Linked DNA regions of Homo sapiens: region 2 is linked to region 1. A link is an interaction called in ENCODE POLR2A ChIA-PET data of the cell type or tissue named here. Cell type or tissue: A673. All regions are shown on one strand. Each heading gives the region's core, and the rest is flanking DNA. Links, peaks and the distances in the headings are about the cores only.

Evidence for each region. ChIA-PET counts read pairs that join two places held together with the same protein. Peaks named below come from ENCODE experiments on the same cell type or tissue, not always from the same donor. Only the 100,000 strongest peaks of a DNase experiment are listed, where the experiment ranks them.
Region 2: POLR2A ChIA-PET joins it to region 1 with 7 read pairs; 3 of 35 experiments call an interaction of 5 or more read pairs at or near these places.

What each region holds. Positions count from the first base shown.
Region 1 is chr4:186,495,758-186,502,940 of GRCh38, reverse strand. F11-AS1 (F11 antisense RNA 1) reads left to right here and starts at 1,883. Exons shown (of 4, transcript NR_033900.1): 1 at 1,883-2,096. It also overlaps the pseudogene RNU6-1055P. In A673, for the core only: a CTCF peak has its summit at 2,014; a DNase peak (open chromatin) is centred at 1,890; H3K4me3 peaks cover 1,071 bases; H3K27ac peaks cover 1,428 bases.
Region 2 is chr4:186,421,867-186,429,049 of GRCh38, reverse strand. The region is part of intron 1 of F11-AS1 (F11 antisense RNA 1); the gene reads left to right. Among named protein-coding and RNA genes, the nearest start is that of F11-AS1, 76 kb to the left of the region's middle. RefSeq lists an enhancer at 677-1,216. In A673, for the core only: no CTCF peak of the experiment used is centred there; no DNase peak of the experiment used is centred there.

The DNA.
Region 1 (7,183 bases), core at 938-5,937:
ATCTAACACGCGCCAGGGCCTGGGACTATGACGAGAACAAGGCAAATGCCTGCCTTCATGGAACTCACATTCTTCTTTCTGTTGTGATCTTACATGTTGAAATAGGTGTCTGTTCCTCTTTCCTTCAAGTGTGCTGTGATTTATAAGTGTTTCCTTCTCCCATCCTAGCTTTATCGAGATATAAAGATTGTGTATATTTACAGCGCACAATGGGAAGTTTTGATATATGCACGCACTGTGAAACGGTTACCACAGTCAAAGTAATTAACATCCATCACCTACATAGTTATTGGTTTTTCTTGTGGTGAGAACATTTGTCTCTTAACAATTTCAAGTATACAATAATACATTATTATTGACAGCACCGTCTCATACATAGATCTTCAGAACACACTCATCTTATCTGACTGAGACTATCCTCCCTTTGACCAACCTCTCCCCATGCCCCATGCCTCCAACTCCTGGCAATCACCATTGTACTCTGCACTTCGACCTCTTTGAAACAAGTAATTCTTTCAAAGAACTCCTGCACTGGTCAGCACTGGAAAAAGTGTTGCTAGTTAACTAGCTGATGTGTAGCAGAATGAGTTGCATTATCTATTAGAAAATATGGAGATTGTAACAGGAGGTATTTCTTCTACTTCCTAAGGGCTGAAATGTTCCTAGATATTTACCTTGAATATGTCATTTTAATTTTCTGAACATAGTCCAGTTATATGTCGCTGCATAATGCTGGGGACAGCAAGTAGATGGCTAACACAGGAGAGCCATTACCCATGGAAGAGAGATCTCTGTCTTCTGTACTAAAAGGGCAACGACATTTCCTCTATTAGATGTGGGCTCTCTTCCTTTCCTTGCCTTGATGTTTCTTTTTCTTTATTCATTCCCCCTTTGGTTAATTTTCAGAAAAACCATATCTCCAAATATGTAAACTGAATAAACTGGTGTCCTATGTTTGAGATAAAAGTTATTTTTTGTCTTGTAAGCTTGTTGTACTTTTTCTCCATTGCTGTGTAACTAATGCCCCCTGGATTTAGTGGCTTCAAACAGCACACTTTGATCCATTCACAGTCCCTGTGGCTCAGGAGTCCAGGCGTGGCTTAGCAGCATCCTCTGGCCCAGGTTCTCTACAAGGCTGCAGTCAAGGCTGTGGCCAGTGCTGCGGCCATCTCACAGCTGAACGTCGGGGATCAGGGGACGCATTCACATCCAGGCTCGCTCATGGGACTGCTGACAGTCCTCTGGTCCTCTCTGGCTGGTCCAGGGACATCATTTCATTGTTATGCGGGTCTCCCCGGAGGCCACTCACACCCAAGATGGAAGCCACATTCTTTTGTAAGAGTGACCCCTTACTCTGCCATATTCTGTTCATTAGAAATGAGTCACTAGGTCTAGCCCACACTGGGGGAAGAGCTTCCACTGCAGTGTGGCTCCCAGGAGAAAGGGGATAGTGGGAGCTCACTGAGAAGCAGCCTACCACATTTGTTATTATTTTCAATGTCTAACAAACCATGGATCCCTGTCAATTCTTCAATTTCAAATATTTTCCCTTAATCACCCCTTACTTTCCATTTCACTGCCAACACCTCGATCTCTGTCTTCCTCACCATAAGGCAGATTCGTAACAGCTTCCATAACTCGCCATGAGCCCCGCAGAGCCCTGGTTCCCCGCTGCTCGTTATTATTCCTGAAACGCCCAGTACCACTTCCTGTTCTTACTCATTTATTTATTTGGAACACTTCAGGAATTCGCGTGCCGTCCTGGCACAGGGGCCCTGCTGATCTTCCCTGTACCGTTCCAATGTTAGTCCATGCGCTGCCGAAGCGAGCACGCTTCCTGTTCTTGTTCACGAGCCTGCAACGCCCACCGTTGCCTGCTTCCAACTGTGCCTCACGTTCCTTCCAACGGCGCCTTCCATCCCAGCTGGGCGGGGCTTCGCCGTGTTACCTTCTCAACATGGCGAGCTTGCTGGACGTCACGTCGCCTTCGCCTTTTCCGCTGCGGACTCTGCTCACCGACCTCCTCAGTAGAGCCGGCCCTGCTCACTACCGCGCCCACGTGTCCTGTTGTGCTTCATTCCCACAGGCCGCATAAGGTAACATTTACATATGTTCTGGCTGCTTGACTGATTCTAATTTCCCTGTCGATGCTTTTCTTCAACGAGGCTGAAACCCGTGTAACTTCCTCTATTTCTGTGCATATGCGGCATCTAACAATATTGAGCACATAATTCCTCAAATGCTCGTGGCTTCAGGTGAAGATAGAGCTCTGGGCTTCCTAGCTGCCTAAGCCAAAAAAAAAAAAAAAAAAAAAAAAAAAAGCTAGGAAGGAGAGATAACATAAAAGCTAAAAGAAGGACTATTTTGAGCCTGGGCGCAGTGGCTCACGCCTGTAATCCCAGCACTTTGGGAGGCCAAGGCAGGTGGATCACCTGAGGTCAGGAGTTCAAGACCAGCCTGGCCAACTTGGCGAAACCCCATCTCTACTAAAAAATACAAAAAATTAGCCGGGCGTGGTGGTGGGTGCCTGTAATACCAGCGACTCGGGAGGCTGAGGCACGAGAATCGCTTGAACCCAGGAGGGGGAGGTTGCGGTGAGGCGAGATGGTGCCATTGCACTCCAGTCTGGGCAGCAGAGAGAGACTCCGTCTCAAAAAAAGAGAGGACTGTTTTGAGATATTTCCTAATAATTCTATCTCAAAATGTACAGAGACGGACATACTACGATTGTTTTTAGTAATGCCACATTTTTCTATTATTTCTTCTTTTTAGTCATTCTATTTCTATGATAGACATAGAGAATGATATCTCAACGAGATGATTTTGTCCCCAAAGAGATATTTGGCAGTATCTGAAGACATTTTTGGTTTTCACAGCTCAGGGGAGGGAGGGTTACTCCAGGGACCCAGTGGGTAGAGGCCAGGGACACTACAATGTATAGAATAGCCTCCAACAACAAATAATTACTTGGCCCTAAATGTGAACGATGCGGAGATTGGAAACCCAGCTTTATCTCGGGCACAGGAGTGGTGTAGCAAAGTCAGGGCGAGCCTGGATTCTGAAGTCACAGCGCTTGTGTTCACATCCCAGCTGTGCCATTCACTAGCTGTGTGACCTTGGACAAGTTACTTAGCATCCAGGTTTCCTCTTAAGTGATCGGAGTAATAGAACTCACCATTAAGCGTTGTTGGGAGGATTAGATGAGTTAATAGTTGTAGAGGGCTTCAAGCAGTGTCTGGAACATAATAAGAGCCATCACAAGTGTTTGTGGAGTGAAAACCCCTTTGCAGGAGTTCTGTGTGATGTAAGTGGAAGAAATCATCCCTTCCGGTGATCTCCCCTAGTCACGATGGAGTAGAAAACCTGAGCAGAATCTCATGGGCAGAGAGTAGCCTTAATTGGCTGCATCAATCCCTTGTGGCTGAATGACAAATTCATTGTTATTACCTTTGGTCTCACCACCATCTGCAAGTTGGAAATTGTAGCTAGTTTTAATTCAGCGTTAATGTGTCAACTGAACATTCTGGCATTTCTCTGAGGGGATCTAATTTGACGATGTAAAAAAGGAGGTGAACCAGCTCTTTTAAATAAGAGCAGGCTTGCAGGTGACTAACATGCTCTTTAGATTTCAGACCAGGAGAGCCACCCATTGTTAGTTACAGCAACCAGGTCCAGCACAATGGAGAGACCACTCAGAGGTGCCCACACCATCAGGACAGGAGCTATGCAGAACAAAGACACTCCCTTCTGAAAGGGACCATGTTCTGTGGCTTGCTCCAGATTTTTAATTTACAAAGCAAGTGTGTGTGTGTGTGTGTGTGTGTGTGTGTGTGTGTGTGTTCAAATCACTCATCAGGTTAACTTGACATCTGAATTGCAATCCTGCAGTGTGCTTTTGCAAGTAGATGAATTTCCCCTGCATCAGAACAGAATTTTCTTAGGTGTAGGTTTTATGTTATGATTCTTTTTGGGAGTTGCAATCATAGGAAAATTAGGAGGACTAAATCAAAAAGTGTTTTAAAAAGCAGATAACTTTCATCACTTGATAATACATACATCTGGTTACATCTTAGTCTTTCCTAATTCAACTTAAGAATGAAGCTTGTAAAAGTAATTGGCACCTGGCTGCCTCTGCTTTTCATTTAAGTCTCCATGCTGGAAGTCAGGATGGGTACGTAACTGACAAATAATTAATTTGCTTCTTAATTATTTACATCAGTTTCCCACTGTCCTGTAGAAACACAGAGAGACTCTGGGAGCAGCTAAAATATGTATTTTCAGGGTCTCCTTACGATTATGCTAACAAGTCTTATGGTGTCCAGAGCAAACATTAGCCAGGTGCGGCGGCTCACACCGGTAATCCCAGCACTTTGGGAGGCTGAGGCGGGAGGATCACTTGAGCCCAGGAGTTCAAGACCCTGTCTTACAAAAATTAAAAAAAAACTAAAACCATTAATTGGGATTTCAGATAACAAAACATAATTTAAGGAAAAACAATAGCACAATACTAAAAACCTGTAATATTGTTCTCTAAGAAGTGACATTGGTTGGTTATAAGCAAGTTTGGGTTTGAAGCATGTGAGCTCGTGGTATTAGTTAAAATTTCATGTCCCCTTCAATGCCCTTCCATGCAAGACTCCTTTGAGACCTTCACTGCAGGTGCTATGAAAAGAAAATATTCTGTTTGCAGCAGAATAGCAAAATGAATGCTGTGCACATAATTTTAGTGCTTATTTCAGATTTAAGTTATAGTTATTGTGTATTTTATTCATGTTGCTTTATGTGAACAAAAATAAAATTATTCAACACTAGTTCCAATATAATTATATAATTTTTTACTTCCAGTAAAAGTAATGGCCCATGTTTGAGAATGAAATCTTAGCGAGGTGAAACTATAAGTCTCTCTGATAGTCTAATTTTCTAGTTAATAATTTTTCTCCATAAAAAGCTAAAACTTAAAAAAAATTCCAACTCTTTTTTCACGGAAAACATATAAATTTTTAACATTTGAAACAGAAGAAATACAGGCATACGATTGAAATTTCAAGTGTAATAGGAGTGTTGCCAGGAAAAGGTGTTCCAATCCAGACCCCAAGTAAGAGTTCTTGGATCTTGTGCAGGAAAGAATTCAAGGTGAGTTGCAGAGTGCAGTGAGGAGAGAGAGTTTACTGAAACCTACCCAGATACAAAGTAGGGCATCCTCAGAAAGCAAGAGGAGGAACCCCTCATCTTTGTCTTAAGTTTTTCTTATATAGGGGTCTTATCTATGTAAAAGCTAAGCTACATTATGTCTACACGCCAGTGGGCTGACGGTGTGACAAAATTTATTCCTCGTTGGTTTAAAGAAAGCTGTCCTTGGCACTTTAGTGCACAAACACACCACAGCATGACTATAATTATCTTTAAAAGCATATATTGCTATGTGATATTGGGACATTGGGACATTTTGCTGTCATAAGAGTTTGTCCTTGCAGGCATTAGGCGTTTTTCTCAGCTATTAACATTCTATGACCATGGGTGGTGACATGGTTTGGCTGTGTCCCACCCATGTATCCCCCACCCAAATCTCATCTTGAACTGTAGTTCCCATAATCACCACGTGTCATGGGAGAGACCCAGTGGGAGGTAATCGAATCGTGGGGGCGGTAACCTCCATGCTATCCTTGTGATAATGCGTGAGTTCTCACGAGATCTGATGGCTTTATAAGGGGTTTTCCCCCACTTCACACTTCTCCTTGCTGTACTTCTCCTTGCTGCCACCATGTGCAGAAGGACGTGTTTGCTTCCCCTTCTGCCATGATTCTACATTTTCTGAGCCCTCCCCATCCCTGCGGAACTGGGAGTCAATTAAACCTCTTTCTTTTATGAATTATCCAGTCTAGAATATGTCTTTATTAACAGCATGAGAAGAGGCTAATACAGGTGGTAACTGGCAAGGAATGTGCCTCATTAGGTTTAAGATGGAGTTGATTTTAAAGTGGTGTCACCCTGACTCTCCTAGGCTCCTGTTTCCCTAACAGGAGGGTATGCATTCATACGTATTGTTAGATATCCGTTGTGTCACTTGAGCAATCTTGAAGGTCTTTCCCTATCAACATAGACAGCTACTGTATTTCCCAGTGAACACCTACCTTTTTCATTGTATGGATATTCCATGATTTTAAACCAATCCTTTACAAACAAAACTTTAGATTTTTTCTGGTTTTTACAATGACTAAAAATGACACAGTGACTTTGCTTGTCCATATTCCTTTCCTAGTTGCGAGTGTATATGTAAGATAAATGTGCTGAAGTAAAGTGGTATTTGAATTGAAAATGATAGTTTTATTCAACATTATATTCAAGTTTCTAGTTTTACACCTTTGCCCACACATCAATCTTTTCAGTTTTCGATGATGTGATCTGCAAAGAGGTTTTAACGGCAAAAACCACAATTACTTTTGCACCAACTGAATACATTGTTTTCATTTTTCTAAATTTACACAGAATCCTTCCACATATTAATTAGCCATTTTCATGCCTTTTAATTTTCTGTTGAATTTTACCTCTCTAAATTAACACTTTCCTGTCACGTGTTTCAAATTTGAGAGCAATGTTATGTTTTGCTTTATTTTGTATCTTGTCTGTCCTCCATATCTTTTCCTTTCAATGTCTTTAATCTTTTTCTTCTTCCTCTTTGCTAGCATTTCAGATCTTCCCTTGCTGACACTGACTTGCTGGCAGCTGATCATTCTGTTCCTGGGTGTTTCTAATGGTGTTTTGTCCTTCCTTTGCTTTATTTTCTCTCCAATTTCTCTTTTGACCTATTTTATCTTTAATTTTTGTTTGATTCCATGTTCTGTTTAATTTCTTCTAGAGCACAAAACATGTGTTGAATATATAATTCTTTGCTCCTTTGTATGTTCCTTCCTGAATGTTTTTAAGCGCTAATTTGTATATGTTATTCCCTCCTGCAATGTGTTCACATATATACTAGAAACAATGACTGTCTTGTCCTGCTAGTGCTTTAAACCCAGCAGCACAGCAAAATTGCCTTGGAAGAATATTTATTTATTTATTGAGACGAGATCTTGCTATGTTGCTCAGGCTGTTCTCAAACTCCTGGCCTCCAGCCATCCTCCCATTTCAGCCTCCCAAAGTGCTGGGATTACAAGAGCCACCATGCCCGGCCACCTGGGAAGAG
Region 2 (7,183 bases), core at 1,398-6,397, 74 kb after region 1:
GTGCTAATATAGGTTGAGGTTATGCGCCTGCGTGCAGTATAGCATTGCCTAAGTCTATTGGTAACGAATTTTGTTTCAACTAGAAGGTCAGAGGCAAAGAAATGCTTCCTAAGTTCGATTGAGCTGTGAGGCCCCAGTACCTTCAAGGCCCGTCTACTGTGGCACCGGAGTGATCATTTCTACTTCATCTCCTTTACAGCTTGGCCCAGAGAGCTACCTTAGACCCTCCAATGAATCTATTCAAACAGCTGCCTCTGTTACCTTGACTCGTCTCAGATTTTGTCGACCCGAGACGGGTCCTGGCACTAGGAATGTAAAACTGTCTATTATTTCAGCTTGCTCCAGGTTAGGGAGAAGGCCATGTAAGGCTCCTACTGACCGTCTTATGTTTCATTTCTAGCTTTGACGTCTGGGCACTGATTTCCCTAGGTTTAACTATTCGTTCCATGTGACGGCCGTGCTGTGGAAATCTATCTGTGTAACTGGAGCGCTCTGCAGGCCTGTCTGTGTGACCATCAGGAGGCCTGTCTGTGTGACCGTCATGCAGGCCTGTCTGTGCGACCGTCAGGAGGCCTGTCTGTGTGATCGTCAGGAGGCCTGTCTGTGTGATCGTCAGGAGGCCTGTCTGTGTGACCGTCATGCAGGCCTGTCTGTGTGACCATCAGGAGGCCTGTCTGTGTGACCGTCATGCAGGCCTGTCTGTGTGACCGTCAGGAGGCCTGTCTGTGTGACCGTCAGGAGGCCTGTCTGTTCGACCATCAGGAGGCCTGTCTGTGTGACCGTCAGGAGGCCTGTCTGTGTGACCGTCAGGAGGCCTGTCTGTTCGACCATCAGGAGGCCTGTCTGTGTGACCGTCATGCAGGCCTGTCTGTGCGACCGTCAGGAGGCCTGTCTGTGTGATCGTCAGGAGGCCTGTCTGTGTGATCGTCAGGAGGCCTGTCTGTGTGACCGTCAGGAGGCCTGTCTGTGTGACCGTCATGCAGGCCTGTCTGTGTGACCGTCATGCAGGCCTGTCTGTGTGACTGTCAGGAGGCCTGTCTGTTCGACCATCAGGAGGCCTGTCTGTGTGACCGTCATGCAGGCCTGTCTGTGTGACCATCAGGAGGCCTGTCTGTGTGACCGTCAGGAGGCCTGTCTGTGTGACCGTCATGCAGGCCTGTCTGTGTGACCGTCAGGAGGCCTGTCTGTGTGACCGTCATGCAGGCCTGTCTATGTGACCATCAGGAGGCCTGTCTGTGTGACCGTCAGGAGGCCTGTCTGTGTGATCGTCAGGAGGCCTGTCTGTGTGACCGTCATGCAGGCCTGTCTGTGTGATCGTCAGGGAGAATTGGCCTGCCGCGCAAGGGCTGGTGTGAGTTTACCTTTGAGAAAGAGCAGGAAATGTTGAGTCATTTCACACAACCTACAGAGATAGCACACTAGGCTGCGGCTGGGTATTTAGTCCCTGCAGGACAGTGAGCCTGGGATAGGCCTGGCCAGATCTAGGGGTCCTGGTACCACATTTGACCCACACAAACCCCATCTAGAGTGATCCCTGACATCATATAATTGGAGGGACATATTTTCCCCAACAAATGCCTGGCATCTCGCTAGAGACGCATGTGTTTGGATTATTTCCCACGCTTTTTCTTGCGGAGTGGCTGTGTGATTTGGATCTTGCAAATTGAGGGTCCGGGGTGTGCTGTCACCTCCGTAACTTAGCTCATGGAGAGATTCCTCGCCTGTCAACTTAGGATACCGAAGTCGAAAACTTCAGAGTTTCCTTCCAGCTCTGAAATGGGAAGATTTTATTTTTTTAAAAGAAAGTGTTCACCTCACTAAAAGGTTTTTCTAGGAAAAATAATGCTGAACTGGCTCTCTGGGAGGGTAGGGCAGAGGAGAGGAAATAAACCCCTCATTTGCAGTGTTTGCCGATTACCATGGTATAAATGCCCCCTCTGGTCAATTTCAGGCTGCCAACATGAAGACACTGGATGCGGAATCAGGAGGAGATGTATACAGCTCAGTCTCCAAAGCCAGGACAAGCCAGCTCCAACACACTACTGGCTGAATCTCACCAATCGTTATAGTTTTGTTTTTTGTTTTTTTAAATGTATTTAAGCATTTTTAGGTGTTTTAAATTTTATGTGTGTATTCTAGGAATATGTACTCAGATTCTTTCATTAGGCATGTGTTATTAACAACATTCATCTTCTTAAAGGCTGAACCAACTTTGCGCGTTTTATCAACAGATATTCACTGAGCACCTAATATTGCCAGGCTGTGCTCAAGGCAGTGGGATTCATCAGTGAACAATACAGACAAAAATCACTGACCTAAATGGAGCTTGAAGTTTATATCTAAATCATTCAAAGATTCTGTGGTGGAAAAGAAGTTAGAAATCTTTCAGCTGCAAAACATAAGCCAAAATACAACTCACCTTTGGAATCAGAGAACTTACAGGTTCATAAAATTGCGAAGCCCAGATGTGCACCTGAGGTGAGACTTCGTCCAGCTTCTGTCTGTGTCACTAATCTTTCCTGCTTTCAGCGGCATCCCTCGCAGGCCCGTGTTGTTCCCAACTGGTGTTCCCACCTGGCGGCAAACTGGTGACTGTAGTTACAGATCTTCAACATCACACTCAGGAGAAGAAGGAGATTGCTTTTCAGGAGCTCCTGCAAGCCGGAGAATAAAAGCTCTTATTTATTCAGAAGCCCTAAAACATACCACCTTGGCTATAGACTATTTGGACATTTCTAAGCAAATCTGTCTGCAAAGGTGCTGAGCTGTGTTGATCAACTGAAGCCCGTGACGTCTCATCCTTGCAGTTGGAGGTAGGTCTTCTGTCCACCCAAATCAGATGGATGAAATAGGGAAGGCTGTTCTCCTCAAGGAGAAGCTAGTTTGAAAAAAGCAATAAGCAGGCTAGGCACAGTGGCTCACGCCTATAATCCCAGCACTTTGTGGGGCCGAGGCAGGCAGATCACGAGGTCAGGAGGTCGAGACCGTCCTGGCTAACACAGTGAAACCCCGTCTCTACTAAAAAAATACAAAAAAATTAGCCAGGCTTGGTGGCAGGTGCCTATAGTCCCAGCCTCTCAGGAGGCTGAGGCAGGAGAATGGCGTGAACCCAGGAAGCAGAGCTTGCAGTGAGCCGAGATCAGGCCACTGCACTCCAGCCTGAGTGACAGAGTGAGACTGTGTCTCAAAAAAAAAAAAAAAAAAAAGAGAGAAAAAAGCAATAAACAGATGCTAGATGGTAAAAACAGCAAATGTCCATCACTGCCACCTTCAGCACACCTGAAATGGGAGTTATCACACCCCCCAAAATGAACAGAGATTTACTCTTTCTCCCTTTCTGGTCAATGACAACAAAGGCATGGCCTCTGGGTCTCAGAGGAGCTTATAATCTAATAGGCAATCTTGGACTGGCCAAAATAGTCAATACTTTAAAAAATACTAACTGGAGGTTAGCACATTTGGAATCCATTATAATTAACATGCTTTTCTTAATTAGTCCGAGGGAAAAATAGAGAACACATTGAGTAAGGATCAGAGGTTCTTCTTTTCACATTTAATTTTTTTTAACAATTCTTGGAAATTTCTTGGTGGCATTCAGGTTTTTTTTTCTGTGAATCAACAAGCTAAACTGAGAGTCAACTGTTGTGAAGGCAAGTCAGAATAAACCTGACAGTAAACACACTATATGGATGCTTGTGGTGGTTTCTGGAGAAATATGTAAAGGCTGAAATGTTTGATGTTTGAGAAAAAATCATTGTCTTTAAGGAAGGGCATGAAATATGAGAAATATATCAGTATGATCTGTTTTAAGTTAATAATGACTATGTAACTGGTTTCTAAGTTTTAAGGTTTTTTCTCCAAAAATATCTACACATAACTGATTTTACATCATATTTTTCACTTCTAAGTGAATATCTACAAAATACATGTAGGCTAAGTTTCATCATTAAAATGTATTAATTTCTCTGCTTCAGCTGATCATGAAAACATGAGATTGACAAAGATAGTCCTTGGCTTTGAGATGTAATTATCCTTAAGTTACCAAGTACAAATCTCGTTTGAATATGATTACCTGCTTCTTAATGTGATTAAGTTTCAGTCTGGTTCGTGACGTCACTAGTCTCATCTAGCATCTAGATGTACTTTTATATTTTTAATCTAAATCCCACCAGAGTCTAGCTGTAACTTAATACTGTTTCTCCTTGTTATATCCTCGAGGGAAATTTAGGATAGGAATTAACTGAGAGATTTCAGTTATGATTCCTGATGACATGCAGTCTTTTCTGTAAGGAAATTTCTACCCACTGTCCTTGCTGGGGTAGACGTAGGTTGCTTGGTTTGCGTCCCTTTGAGTCTTAGCCGCTGTGAACAGAGGCGTTGCATCTGCTGCTGCATCGCAAACTACCCTAAAACTTAGTGGCTTAAAACAACCATTGTATTAAATTTCATCATTCTGTGGGTCAGAGATTTGGGTAGTGCTCCTGTGGGTGATGCTGTTGCACGTGGCATTGACTCAGGATGGTGGATGGTATTCAGCTGATAGCTGATCTGGTCTGAAGGGTCCAAGATAGCTTCACTCCTGTAGCTGGCACCTTGGCGGGGGCATAGGAAGGCAAGACTCAGCTGGACTCCTCTCCTATCTGTGTTGTCCAAGAGCCTTTTCACAAGGTCTTTCTAGCAAAGTGGCAGCTCATGGTTCCAAGGGCAAGAGTGTGGTTCTACCAGAGACCCAGATAGAAGTTGCGAGGCTCCTTCTGACCTAACCTTGGAAGTTCTTCTTCTGAGTTACTTCTCTTGTATTCTATGCATCAAGCAAATCTCAAAGGCAAAGCCAGTGTTAAGGAGAGGGAAATCAGACTTCATCTTTCGATGGGAGAAGAAAAGAGTTTGCAACTGTCTCTATTCTGCCACTGGCAGAGAATCCATAGGTTTGCTAAGGATACAGAGCCACATTGAAAAGGTAAACTGTGAAAATCCCATTCATCTGTCAATAATCTGGGAGGGAGAAAATGATAAGAGGGGCCAGTGAGCCATGATAAAGTGGGGCACAGGTGACCATGTGAGGCCAGTACAAGTGGCTGTGGGGAAGAATCCACTCTGAGGAAAGGGAGAGAGCAGTCATAGGTGGGGAGCAGATAATCTTGCACGAGGGAGAGGGAGACAGAGGGGGTAGCTGCCTAATTCTCAAGGGCCTTTTGATCCTTTTTTATCTTTAAGATAAACCTTGCTATGCTGGAGATTACTTAGGTGGGCCAGGATTTCTTGAAACCAAAACTTTACTGAATCACCTCTTCACCATCTGTATGCCGTGCATTTGCTGAGTAAGTTTTGACTTTTAAAACAAAATACTAAATATTACTGCATCTTTTGCAATAATAAAATTTACTTTTACTTCTCAAAGTATTCCCAAGATGGAATAATAGTTCATGAACTCTACAACCATAACATGCTGAAAAATCACAGATTTAGTTCATTCTATGCCAAAATATATGGGTAAACATGGAAAAACTCAGCTGATGTGTAAGGATTTTTCTACTCAGTATCGAACATCTAGCTATTTGAGCACATGTTGGCTGATTGTCACCCGCTTCGTCCTTCCATGCTAAGAGTGGGTGGCAGGAGAACAAGCTGGACGGTCTAAGCCCACACTCACAGGAAATTGACCCATGACCTCGTGAGTCCAGTTGCACCTTGTTTCAATTGTATGATGGTTATAAAAAATGTTAGAAACTGGGGCAGGCACGGTGGCTCACGCCTGTAATCTCAACACTTTGGGAGGCCTAGGTGGGCAGATCACGAGATCAGGAGTTCAAGACCATCCTGGCCAACATGGTGAAACCCTGTCTCTACTAAAAATACAAAAATTAGCCGGACGTAGTGGTGGACACCTGTAGTCCCAGCTACTCAGGAGGCTGAGGCAGGAGAATCGCTTGAACCCGGGAGGCGGAGCTTGCAGTGAGCCGAGATTGCGCCACTGCACTCCAGCCTGGGCGACAGAACGAGACTGTGTCTTAAAAAAAAAAACAAAAACAAAAAAAAAACTTAAAAACTGATTCTTGAAGACATAAACTATAAAACATTAGCATTCCCTACATTTCATAATCAAACGTTCCACTTTCCTTTCTTTAAAAGCATAATGCCATTTAGATTTTTTAAAAAGCTAAAACTTTAGGGAACTATATGATCAATGGGAAAAATTTAAGTATTTTCTAAAAAGCACTGGATCTATTTCTAAAACAGATTTTAGTCTCCAACTAAAAATTCATGTACACATCAATATCATATCATTCAACAAATATGCTGTCACCCTGTAAAATTCTATAGAATAATTTGATTTTAAAGTCACCTGAGTGGTTAGACCTGAGTCTTTGAAATTGGATTTTTTTTTCCTTGTGAGAAGCACAGAAGTTTGTATCCCACATATAGCCAGGCTAGTGAAGAGGGAAAACAGTTATGGATCTTGTTAAAGCTGATATAAACATAAGCTGATCGTTCTGGCCAGAATCAAAGTTGGCTTACATAGTAGCAATAAAATAAACATAGCACGGCCCTAAACCTAACCTCTTCTATTGAGTGAGAAGTGATGATTTTCCCATGTTTTAAAATGAGAGAAACTTATAGGAGGGTCAATCACCATTGCTGAAAGTGTTTGTTCCTTTTTTGGAGTCTGATGTAGGCACAGAACAAGTGGCCAACTCTGGGTATTTTTAAGTAGTTGTTTGGGGAATTGCCTAAGGAAATTTTCAACACTGAATACCCCATTTTTGTTACAAGGAGAAATGAAGACATAGACCTGTATTTATATATTGTTGCTTCCTTTCACATCAGAAGGAACCATTGATTTTTCTCCAGCTCAATGCTGATGTCCAATTTCAAGCATTAAATTTGCTTATAATTTTGAAATTTTTCAATCTAAAAAAAGCATATAAAAAGTTAAGGAATACATTGTTCTGTGAGGGCGTGGTGGCTCACACCTGTAATCCCAGCACTTTGGGAGGCCAAGGCAGGAGGATCACTTGAGGTCAGGAGTTCAAGACCAGCCTAGCCAACATGGCGAAACTGTGTCTCTACTAAAATACACAAAATAGCCAGGCGTAGTGGTGGGCACCTGTAATCCCAGCTAGCTACGCGGGAGGCTGAGGCAGGAGAATCACTTGAACCCAGGAGGCGGAGGTTGCAGTGA